Regions from separate parts of the Homo sapiens genome. Here region 2 is linked to region 1. A link is a contact called in ENCODE Hi-C or POLR2A ChIA-PET data. All regions are on one chromosome and are shown on one strand. The core of a region is the stretch at or near the end of the contact, and the rest is flanking DNA. Distances in the headings are between cores, read along the strand shown. Region 1 overlaps IL6ST (interleukin 6 cytokine family signal transducer). Region 2 overlaps ANKRD55 (ankyrin repeat domain 55).

Region 1 (5,240 bases), core at 177-2,676:
ACCTGTAGTGTGTGACGATACTTTCGTTGCTTAGTCTCACAACACCCTGTTGATACTTTTTGGGTTTTTATATTTTTGCCAACACTAATATGTAAGAATGGTATTGGGATAATTTTTGGTTTGTTTACCTTTTGTTACATACTGCAAAACAGAACTCATAAGTGTACAGCTCAGTGAATTTATCACTGTCCAGATCAAGATACAGAACATGCTCAGCACCCAGAATGTCCCCTTTTATACCCTTCCTCACAAAAAACAACTGCTCTGACCTCTGTCACCAAACACCGTAGACTTTTGCCTCTTTTTGAACTTCTGTAAAATAAATCATGCAGAGCGTACTTTCTTGCCTTTTTTCTCTTTTAAAATTTTTTTGTAGAGTCAGGGTCTCACTATTTTGTGCAGGCTGGCCTCTTAACTCCTGGCCTCAAGCAATTCTTCCCCCTCAGCCTCCCAAAGTGCTGATATGACAGGTGTGGGCCACTGCACCCAACCTGTCTGATTTCTTTCATTCTGTATTATATATGAGATTCATCCATGATGCATGTATCTGTTGTTATTTTTCATTGCTGTGATTCAATTACTTGAATATACCATAATTTATCCTAGTGTTAATAGATATTTGGTTGATTTTATTTTTCATCTATTTTGAATAAAACTTCTGTAAACATTCTTGTAGATGTCTTTGGAGGTATTAAGCACTCGTTTCTTTTGGTTATACCTTATCTGGGCAGATTTTGTTTGTTTTAAGGTCTAATTTATAAACAATAAAATTCACCATTTTTTAGTTACAACTTGATAGGAAACCCATGAGTCTAACATTTCTGCGTTTCTTATCAGCAAAAACCCTGATGGCTGCCTTTTTTCTGAACTTTGTTTTGAGACGGAGTCTCGCTCTGTCACCTAGGCTGGAGTGCAGTGGTGTGACCTCGGCTCACTGCAGCCTCCGCCTCCCAGGTTCAAGCAGTTCTCTGCCTCAGCCTCCTGAGTAGCTGGGATTACAGGCGGCCGCCACCACGCCTGGCTAATTTTTGTATTTTTATTAGGGACAGGGTTTCACCATGTTGGTCAGGCTGGTCTTGAACTCCTGACCTCATGATTCACTCGCCTCAGCCTCCCAAAGTGCTGGGATTATAGGCGTGAGCCACCATGCCCAGCCAACTTACCTTTTAAAGAATGTTGGAAGGTAGACTCTCAGAGCCGTGGAGCAAAGGACAGGCTTACTTACAGTCTTCAAAGATACAGATAATGTCTCCCTCTAGAGTAAATGGCAGACATGCTTCCTGCATATTTTTCAAGTTTAGGGTTACTTAAGATCTGTCTTTCTTTCCTGTGAAGCAGCCTGTTCAGGTGTCATCTGACTTCACAATGCCCTGTGACAGTTGGGACTCAAGCAGCTGGCGCAAGAAAATGCTGATACTCTGACTACTGTTATGAGTAATACAGTCCTTTGCTTCTGACGCAAAAATGTCATGCCTTTTGCCAGTATCCATGACACTGTGGTAGGCTGACTTGTTAGCTTGAAAGTAAGGTAAAATCTCAGTGCCTTTGAAACAGTTGACACAGAATTCAGTGAATTTTGACAAATGTAGTCTTTTTTTTTTTTTAAATAGAATTTCGCTTTGTTGCCCAGGCTGGAGTGCAGTGGTGCCATCTCAGCTCACTGCAGCCCCTGCCTTCCGGGTTCAAACAGCTCTCCTGCCTCAAGCCTCATGAGTAGCTGGGACTGCAGGCATACACCACCACACCTGGCGTGTGTGTGTGTGTGTGTGTCTGTGTGTGTCGGGGTCTCGCTCTGTTGCCCATGCTGGAGTCCAGTGGCATGATCTGGGCTTACTGCAACCTCTGTTTCACGGGTTCAAACAGTTCTCCTGCCTCAGCCTCCCGAGTAGCTGGCATCACAGACACCCGCCACCACGCCAAGCTACTTTTTGTATTTTTAATAGAGATGGGGTTTCACCATGTTGGCCAGGCTCGTCTCGAACTCCTGACCTCAAGTGATCTGCCCACCTCGGCCTCCCAAAGTGCTGGGATTACAGGCGTGAGCCATCGCGTCCTGCCAAATGTATAGAGTCTTATAGTCACCACCACAATCAAGTCATAGAGTATTTTTATCACCCCAGATTTCCTTTATGCCCTTTTACGTGTGCCTTCTCTACCTCAGCCCTAGGCAACCCTGGATCTGCTTTCTGTCACCTTAGTTTTGCCGTATCAAGAATTTCTGAGGCACATGCCTGTAATCCCAGTGCTTTGGGAGGCTGAGGCAGGAGGATTGCTCGAGCCCAGGAGTTTGAGACAGCCTGGGCAACATAGTGAGACCCCCATCTCTTAAAAAAAAAAAGAATTTCCTGTAAATAGAGTTATACAATGTATAACCTGTTGTGTCTGGCTTCGTTTATTCAGTGTAATGCTTTTGAGATTCATTCATACTACTGCATGTATCACCAGTTCATACTCTTTTTTTTTTGTTTGCTGAGTAGTATTCTATTATATGTCTCTACCATTGTTTGAATGTATGTTTATACATTCAGCAGTTGGTGGACATTTGGATTGTTTCCAGTTTGGGACTTATGAATGAAGCTGCTGTGAACATTTGAGTATAAGTCTTATTGTGGGCATATGTTTTTATTTTGGGGAGTACGCTCTTTGGAGTGGAAATACCAAGTCTTATGGTGTGCTTTTAACTTGGTAACGAACTATCAAATTGTTTACCAGAGTGTCTGTATCATTTTGCGTTCCTATCTGAGTAGTTCTAATTTATATCTCTCATTTTGAGTGAGGTTGAAAGTATCTTTTCACATGCTTGATTTACTTGTATTTCCTTTTCTATAAACTATTCAAATATGTTTGCCTGTTCTATTAGGTGTTAGAATTTTTTAGTGATTTGTAGGCATTCTTTATATATCGGGAAAATTTTTGGCCATGCTATGAATTACAAACATTTTTTTCCATTTGTCAGGTATCTTTTAAGGATACATATTATGGTGAGTTTTGCCATGTAGAAATTTGTCAGTCTGAAGTTCTTAATCTCACAGTTATTTACTAATATAAGACTTCACATAAGAAAGAAACAAGATATCTCTTTTAATTAACCTTAAAGTATAAATTATGTTTTCTAGCAGTGTTTTCCATAGCCATAACTTCAGTGGGAATAAAGAAAAATAATGTGAAGACTTAAGTTTTCTACATTCTCATAAGAATTTTACCACCTTTTAGAAACACAGCTACAGCATGGAAACAAGATTGTGTCTTAAATTATGTGTATATAAGAGAAAAAATATTAAAAGTAATATTACATGTGTCTGTTGCAGAAATATCCGCGCAAGATGTTGACGTTGCAGACTTGGCTAGTGCAAGCCTTGTTTATTTTCCTCACCACTGAATCTACAGGTAAGGTTCATGAAATACCCTATCTTCTAACTTCACAAATTAGGTTTATATATTTTTATATTATTATATAATTAAGCTTATGTTTAATTATTATGTTCATATATTCTTTCTAGGATAATCGAGAGAATAATATCTTAAATTGATTTTAATAAAAATATTCTTGATAATCTGTTTTTGTATAATTTGAGTTGTAACAGTCATCTTACATGCTAAGTCAGTAATTTAAGTCAGTAATCTTAAATGCTGTATATCAATACTAACAATAACTTTAAAATGGGGAAGGAAAGAAGTGTGTGGGTTTTTTTTTTTTTCTTCAGTAAATGAATAGGAGAAAATTTGTTAAATCTTGTTAAATTTTACGTCATTCATACTACATGCTCTTCAGGTATTGAAGGGCTGCTTTCCTGTGTCTGTAAGTCCTTGTCCCCAAATTACAGTTACCCAGATATCTAATCATTCTATAGGATCTGGTTTTTAACCCTGTGCATGCTGATTACCCTACTGATTCTTCTCTTAGTTGCCTGTATTACATTTAAAATAGAATACTGGCTGGACATGGTGGCTCACACCTGTAATCCCAGAACCTTGGGAGGCATAGGCAGGAAAATAACTTGAGTCCAGGAATTCAGTCTGGGCAACAAAGCAAGGCCCCATCTCTACAATTTTTTTTTTTAATTAGCCAAGTATTAGTCCATTCTCACACTGCTATAAAGAAATACCTGAGACTGGGTAATTTATAAAGAAAAGGTTTAATTGATTCACAGTTCTGTAGGCTGTGCGGAAGCATGGTGGCATCTGCTTCTGGGGAGGCTTTGGGAAGTTTCCAGTCATGGCAGAAGACAAAGGGGGAGTGAGGCATCTCACATAGCGAGAACAGGAGGAAGAGAGAGAGAAAGGGAAGGTGCTACAAACTTTTAAATGACCAGAGCTCACAATAACTCATTCCTCATCCACCATCTCGAGGCAGTACCAAGTGAGAAATCCACCCCTATGATTTAATCACCTCTCCACCAGGCCCCACCTCCAACACTGGGGATTATGATACGACATGAGATTTGGGTGGGGACACAGATTCAAACCATATCATGCCTCTAGTCCCAACTACTCAGGAGGCTGAGCCAGGAGAATCATGAGCCCTGGACCTCGAGGTCACAGTGAGCCATGGTCACGCCATTGCACTCTATCCTGGGTAACAGAGCAAGACCCTGTCTCGTAAAAATATTTATGTGTACGTGTGTGTGTGTGTGTGTGTGTGTGTATGTGTGTGTGTGTGTGTGTATGAATAATACTATCCCAGCTGTCCCCCTTACTAGCTGTAGGACCTTGGTCAGTCATTTTCTGTACCTCAATTTCCTGATCTATGAAATGGTGATAATAAAGGCCACTACCTCCTAGGGTTATTAGTGAGGATTAAAGAAGTTAATATAGAGGCCAGGCATGGTGGCTCATGCCAGTAATCCAAGCACTTTGGGAGGCCGAGATGGGTGGATCATTTGAGGTTAGGAGTTCAAGACTAGCCTGGCCAACATGGTAAAACCCCGTATCTACTAAAAATACAAAAATTAGCCAGGCGGTAGTGCCGCACGCCTGTAATCCCCACTACTCAGGAGGCTGAGGCAGGAGAATCGCTTGAGCCTGGGAGGCGGAGGTTGCAGTGAGCCAAGATTGCACCACTGCACTCCAGTCTGGGTGACAGAGTGAAACCCTGTTTCCAAAAAAAAAAATCTGAGCTTGGTAGCACATGCCTGAAAGTCTCAGCTACTTGGGAGGCTGAGGTGGGAGAGTCACTTGAACCCGGGAGGCAAAGGTTGCGGTGTGTGGAGATTGTGCCACTGCACTCCAGCCTAGGGTGG
Region 2 (5,064 bases), core at 257-2,756, 170 kb before region 1:
TTGAAAAAGATGTTAAATTTCAATTAGAAGTTAGTGAAAATAGGCCGGGCGCAGTGGCTCACGCCTGTAATCCTAGCACTTTGGGAGGCCAAGGCAGGCGGATCATGAGGTCTAGGAGTTCAAGACCAGCCTGGCCAATATGGTGACGCCCATCTCTACTAAAAATACAAAAATTCAACGGGCGTGGTGGCTCGCACCTGTAGTCCCAGCTACTAGAGAGGCTGAGGCAGGAGAATCTCTTGAACCCAGGAGGTGGAGGTTGCAGTAAGCCGAGATGGTGCCACTGCACTCCAGCCTGGGTGACAGAATGAGACTCCGTCTCAAAAAAAAAAAAAAAAGAAGTTAGTGAAAATAAAGATGTAATTATTTCTCTGATGAAACTCACACATCCTTATTTCTATCCATGGATAGAGCTCTTGCTCTAGTGGCAATTTCCAAAAAAAAACCTCCCAAAAGTATTTTGAGCAATGAGTAGAATAATTGTATAGCCTCCCAAGGTGATCTCCTTGGAACAGGAAGATTGTTTTATTTTAATTATTCAACAAATATTTGTTCAGTACCTGCCATGTCTCATGTGGGCTTCATCCCTGCTATGATGGAGTTCACAGTTTAGTGCAGAAGAATGTAGATGTTCTTTTTTTGTTGAAAATTAAATCTATCAACTTAGGCTTCTATTCTGAAGGCTTTGTTTTATAAGTTTGTTCTTGTTAGAATTGGCTCCTAGACTTCTATGGCCTAAGTTCGTTTTATTGTTTTTCTTGTCTGATTTAAATTATGAAAACTCCCATTCTAAAGTCTTTTTTTAAAAATGTCAGACATATTATTCTTATAATTATTACAGGGAGAAAGTGAGAGTTTTTAAAGAGTGTCGTTATTAGCAGCCCTTCCTAGTGCCCTAAAATCCAACCTCAGAGTATTCTTGGCCTTCAGTTACAGTCTTTGGCTATCGTGATGCTCACCGTCTATCTACTCAGTTTAGGAAATTCCAAAACAAAGACAATGAATTAATTTACTAAGCTTTCTGATGTATAAGATTGTTTTTCAAATAAAAATGAAAGAAAATGGCTTTCATTACTGTACTTGTAACACCATCTAGTTTTTAAAACTAGATCTACTTTTAAAGTACATATTAATTCCAATTTTTTATCTAAGGGAGACCCTCTATCACTTTTGTTGGGGGTGATCATATATGATTAGAGGATTAAGTATGTTAATTTTTAAATGTCAACCAGAGCCAAGCTGCTGGAAATTCTAGATCCTTCAAAGCATCTGGAATTGTTTACTGACCTCTCAGCCAGCAGACACCTGCTATAATTCTTAACCCTCCCCCTCCACCACCCCACCCCGAACCGCCAACCAAGACGGGGAACAAACCAAGCACCCAGCCACATCAACATTTCTCTCTGTGTGCCTTTCAGTGTTGTCTAGAGACACTCTAAAAGTACAGTTCTGAAACATGAAACCTGCTAAGCACTAAAGCAGATTTCTGGTTCAGAAAACACAAAAGTGGTTTTGAAAAAAAAAAAATGTTCTGAGAAGCTGATAGGACTTGTAAGCCTTTAACTGAAATTGTGGTGGCACAGGTTCAAGGCGCAGAATTACTCATCAACACAAGACACTGTTCCAAAGCAACCCTACTATGCACCCAACAGTTAGAACATACATTTTGTCTTATCAGCAATCTAAAATCAGATCCCAAGTCAACCAAAACTTAACATTTCCCCTCAAAACATTCTGGAGAGCTTATATTTTTAACTGAATATGTGTTCCTCCTCACTCTTTGAGCCAATCAATACTTTTTGATTTTCAGAAGAGTAGAATTCTCCCGTCACCAGGGCCATCTGGGTGTTTGTTGCAACATGCCTGATAGTGACTGCTAGATTGTCAGCTCCTAGATGCTTCGAAGGCTCAGTTTATCCCTCAGTGAAACTCCAGGAAGTAACTGGTTGGAAAGGTCTCCATAACTTGGACACAGATGGCTGTCTTATCCAACAGACTCTGATTTTATATTCCCTATGAGTCCAAGTGATCTTTGATAAGCTGCAATTCACTAATTAATTCTTCCAGTAAGCATTTCTTGAACACTTACTGTGTGCTCAGTGCAGGGAGCATACCATGCTGAATATGCCACAGCATCTGCCTTTATGTGCATCACAGCTTAATCGTGATTTCTGTCACTGCTTAGTACAGATACCAATTGCTAAGCCTGATGTTTGCCCCTTAACTGGTCACCAGAATTTTAACATAAGACAACTACAATTTCTGCGGGCCCAACAGAAGTTGAAGAAAGAAGAAGAAGAAAGGAGAAGGAAGCAGTTGTAGGAAAATGTTCCTAAATAAAGTGTGCAATACCAACCGCTGCCTTTGAGCTGCTTTTGAAAGCTTTGGTTTTCACATTATTAACTCTAAGAGGATTTATTCTTATTTCTCATCAGCCCAAATGAAAAAAAGAAAAAGAAAAAAAAGCGGCAGGAAATTTCCCTTTACTTGACTGAGTGTTCACAGCCCATTTATATTGCACAAGTATTTAGAAAAGTAATGAAGTAATTTGGGTCTTGATTTGGAGCCATTCAGAGGATCACCAGTTATTTTCAAGATGTTCTCAAGTTTTGTGGTGACGGTGAACTGGGTGGGAGAATATGTATTATGTATGTGTATATATCTTATAAAAATAAATGTTTGCCAACTGCACTTTCAGGAGGACCCTTGAGGCAATGCCAAATGAAACAAAAATATAGGGTACCAATCCTTACACTAGTAAGAACCATCATTTTAGAAAGTAAGACAACCTTGAATCCAGCTACAATTACAAAGAAAGGAATTTTTTAGCATCTGAGCTCATTCCCAAAATGAAATTCTACCACCATGATGTGTGGAAAGAACATTTTTTTCTCCAGAGTCAGAGAAACAAGTATTGAACCCTAGCTCTACCATGGACTCAGTCAATGGCCTTAGGCAAATTACTTAATCTGTATTTCAGTTTCCTTGCCTGTAAAATAGGCTTAAAACTACTAACCCCTTAGGATCATGTAAAGATTCTATGAGATAGAATATACAAAGCTCTTGGCACCAAGTAGGTGTATGAAAAATGATAGCACTCCTCCCACCCCACCCCTTCACCAAACTATGCAAGAGTTGGGTTTTGTGGGGGGGTTTCTTGCGGTTGTTTAAAGAGAATAACTCTTAAAGTCTGAAACTGTATTTAGGAGACAATAATTAACACTGCATTACCATTGTTTAATTCACAACCACATTTTCGCACTGAATTCCCACATCTCTAAATCATACTTCTGCATATACTCATTGCCATCTACCTCACGTTTGACAGTGCAGTGGTCTATGGCCAGAACCACCCTGAACGCACCTGACCTCAGAAGTTAAGCAGGGTTAGGCCTGGTTAGTAATTGGATGTGAGATAGTACAGTAGTACAAAGGACAAGATTGTTTGGAGCACTCATCAAAAATCCTGACAAGTTTCAGCTAATGAGTTGGTAACAATGATCATATCAGACAAGTTCATTGTCTATAAAGGAGAGGTCATGTTCTGCCTTTCTTCTGTGTATGATTTTAAAAAGCAAAGCCAAATTTTTACGAAGAAATTCGGCCGGGTGCAGTGGTTCACTCTTGTAATCCCAGCATTTTGGGAGGCTGAGGTGGGCTGCTAAGGTCAGGAGCTCGAGACCAGCCTGGCCAACATGGTGAAACCTGTCTCTACTAAAAACTACAAAAATTAGGCAGGCGTGGTGGCGGGCACCTGTAATCTCAGCTACTTGGGAGGCTGAGGTAGGAGAATCCCTTGAACCTGGGAGGTGGCAGTTGCAGTGAGCCGAAATTGCGCCATTGCACTCCAGCCTGGGCGACAGAGCGAAACTCCATCTCAAAAAAAAAAAAAAATCAGTGGAGCATAGTAAGTCATTCGTTCCGTTAATAAGTGTTTACTCAGCATCTATAATGTGCCTGGCACCATTCTAGGATCTAGGAATTCAGACTGGCAAACAAAGGCCCTGCTCTCATGCAACTTACGCTCCAGTAACTTGAAAAGTTTTGGCACTTCGTGATGAAGCCAATGACTTCATTTCATCACTTCATTTGCAATGAAGCAAATGGGACTAAGAACTGGGAAACGGGCTATCCATGCATTATTTTTAAAATATAATTTAATTTTAAAATATAATTCCCTTGTGTTAGATTTCTAACCCCAGTGTGCCCAGTTAAAAATGAAGAGGACCAATTAGAATGTACTGAGGTATTCTGATTTCCAAGTAAATATTCAGCTATTGGAATAAGAATAAGAAGTTCCATTGCTTTTATACCAGCATTGTTTTTCATATGGAACCAATTTCTTGAAATATCCTCAAGAGTATCTCTGGAGGTTCACTGTCATATGATACTTGAAACTTGAAAGCAAACCATAATATAGGAATTTAAAATATGGAACTGGTTGAAGGGATTTTCTAATTCTAGTGTCCCACAAACCTTAAACCCTAGATTCAGTTCCATGCTACTCACAAACTCAGGAATTTCTCTAGAGCTCAGCTTCCTCTTCTATTAAATGAGAAGTACAATGGCACCTATCAGAGCTGGCTAACTGCTCTAGCAAACGACTTGAAATCTCAGTAGCCTGACACAATAAAGGCCTATTTCTTGCTCATATCATAATCCAGTGCTGTTTGGCAGGGTGGTCCTATTCTCCCTCATTGATCAGAAACCCAGGCTTTTCAATCACATGATTCCAGCATCTTCCAGAGCCTTGTCCTCCTCTGCATTCTGTTGATATATGAGGAAAAAAAGAAGATGTGGAGGACCACATGGGCTTTTTTTCTAGCCCAGGCCTGGGGAAGGTTTCCATCTCCTCTGTCCACATTCCAATGGCAAGGACTCAGTCATGTGGCTGCACCTATCTGCAAGGAGGCTGGGGAATGTAGTTTGACTGTGTGCCCTAGGGGAAGAGGAAACAGCTTGGTGAACACGTAGGAGACATCACCACAGTACTTACTCCAGAAGTTTGTTTGGAGGATTAAGTGAGACAATAGATAAAAGAACTCATAAAGGTCTCTAGATCAA

Evidence for each region. A loop is a pair of places that touch in the nucleus more often than their neighbours do. ChIA-PET counts read pairs that join two places held with the same protein, here RNA polymerase II (POLR2A). Pooled maps may share reads with other maps.
Region 2: a map of GM12878 shows a loop between it and region 1 (3-fold over the local background). The contact joins two enhancer-like sites. A Hi-C loop is called at or near these places in 4 of 168 maps with a recorded cell type or tissue (GM12878, PC-9 and naive thymus-derived CD4-positive, alpha-beta T cell), 14 of 37 single-sample maps with no recorded cell type and 13 of 50 pooled maps. POLR2A ChIA-PET finds 5 or more read pairs at or near these places in 13 of 52 experiments (CD4-positive, alpha-beta T cell, CD4-positive, alpha-beta memory T cell, Caco-2 and 8 more).

Annotation. Positions count from the first base shown.
Region 1 is chr5:55,974,362-55,979,601 of GRCh38, reverse strand. IL6ST (interleukin 6 cytokine family signal transducer) reads left to right here. Exons shown (of 17, transcript NM_002184.4): 3 at 3,309-3,387. The coding sequence starts at 3,324. Among named protein-coding and RNA genes, the nearest start is that of IL6ST, 18 kb to the left of the region's middle. Within about 2 kb of position 1,426, at least 5 of the 41 ENCODE cell types and tissues checked have a DNase peak (open chromatin) inside an H3K27ac peak, as active enhancers do; they include CD4-positive, alpha-beta T cell, where a contact is called at or near this core.
Region 2 is chr5:56,145,118-56,150,181 of GRCh38, reverse strand. All of the region lies in intron 6 of ANKRD55 (ankyrin repeat domain 55), which reads left to right. It also overlaps the pseudogene RNA5SP184. Among named protein-coding and RNA genes, the nearest start is that of ANKRD55, 86 kb to the left of the region's middle. RefSeq lists a cis regulatory region at 1,212-1,712. Within about 2 kb of position 1,506, at least 4 of the 41 ENCODE cell types and tissues checked have a DNase peak (open chromatin) inside an H3K27ac peak, as active enhancers do; they include CD4-positive, alpha-beta T cell, where a contact is called at or near this core.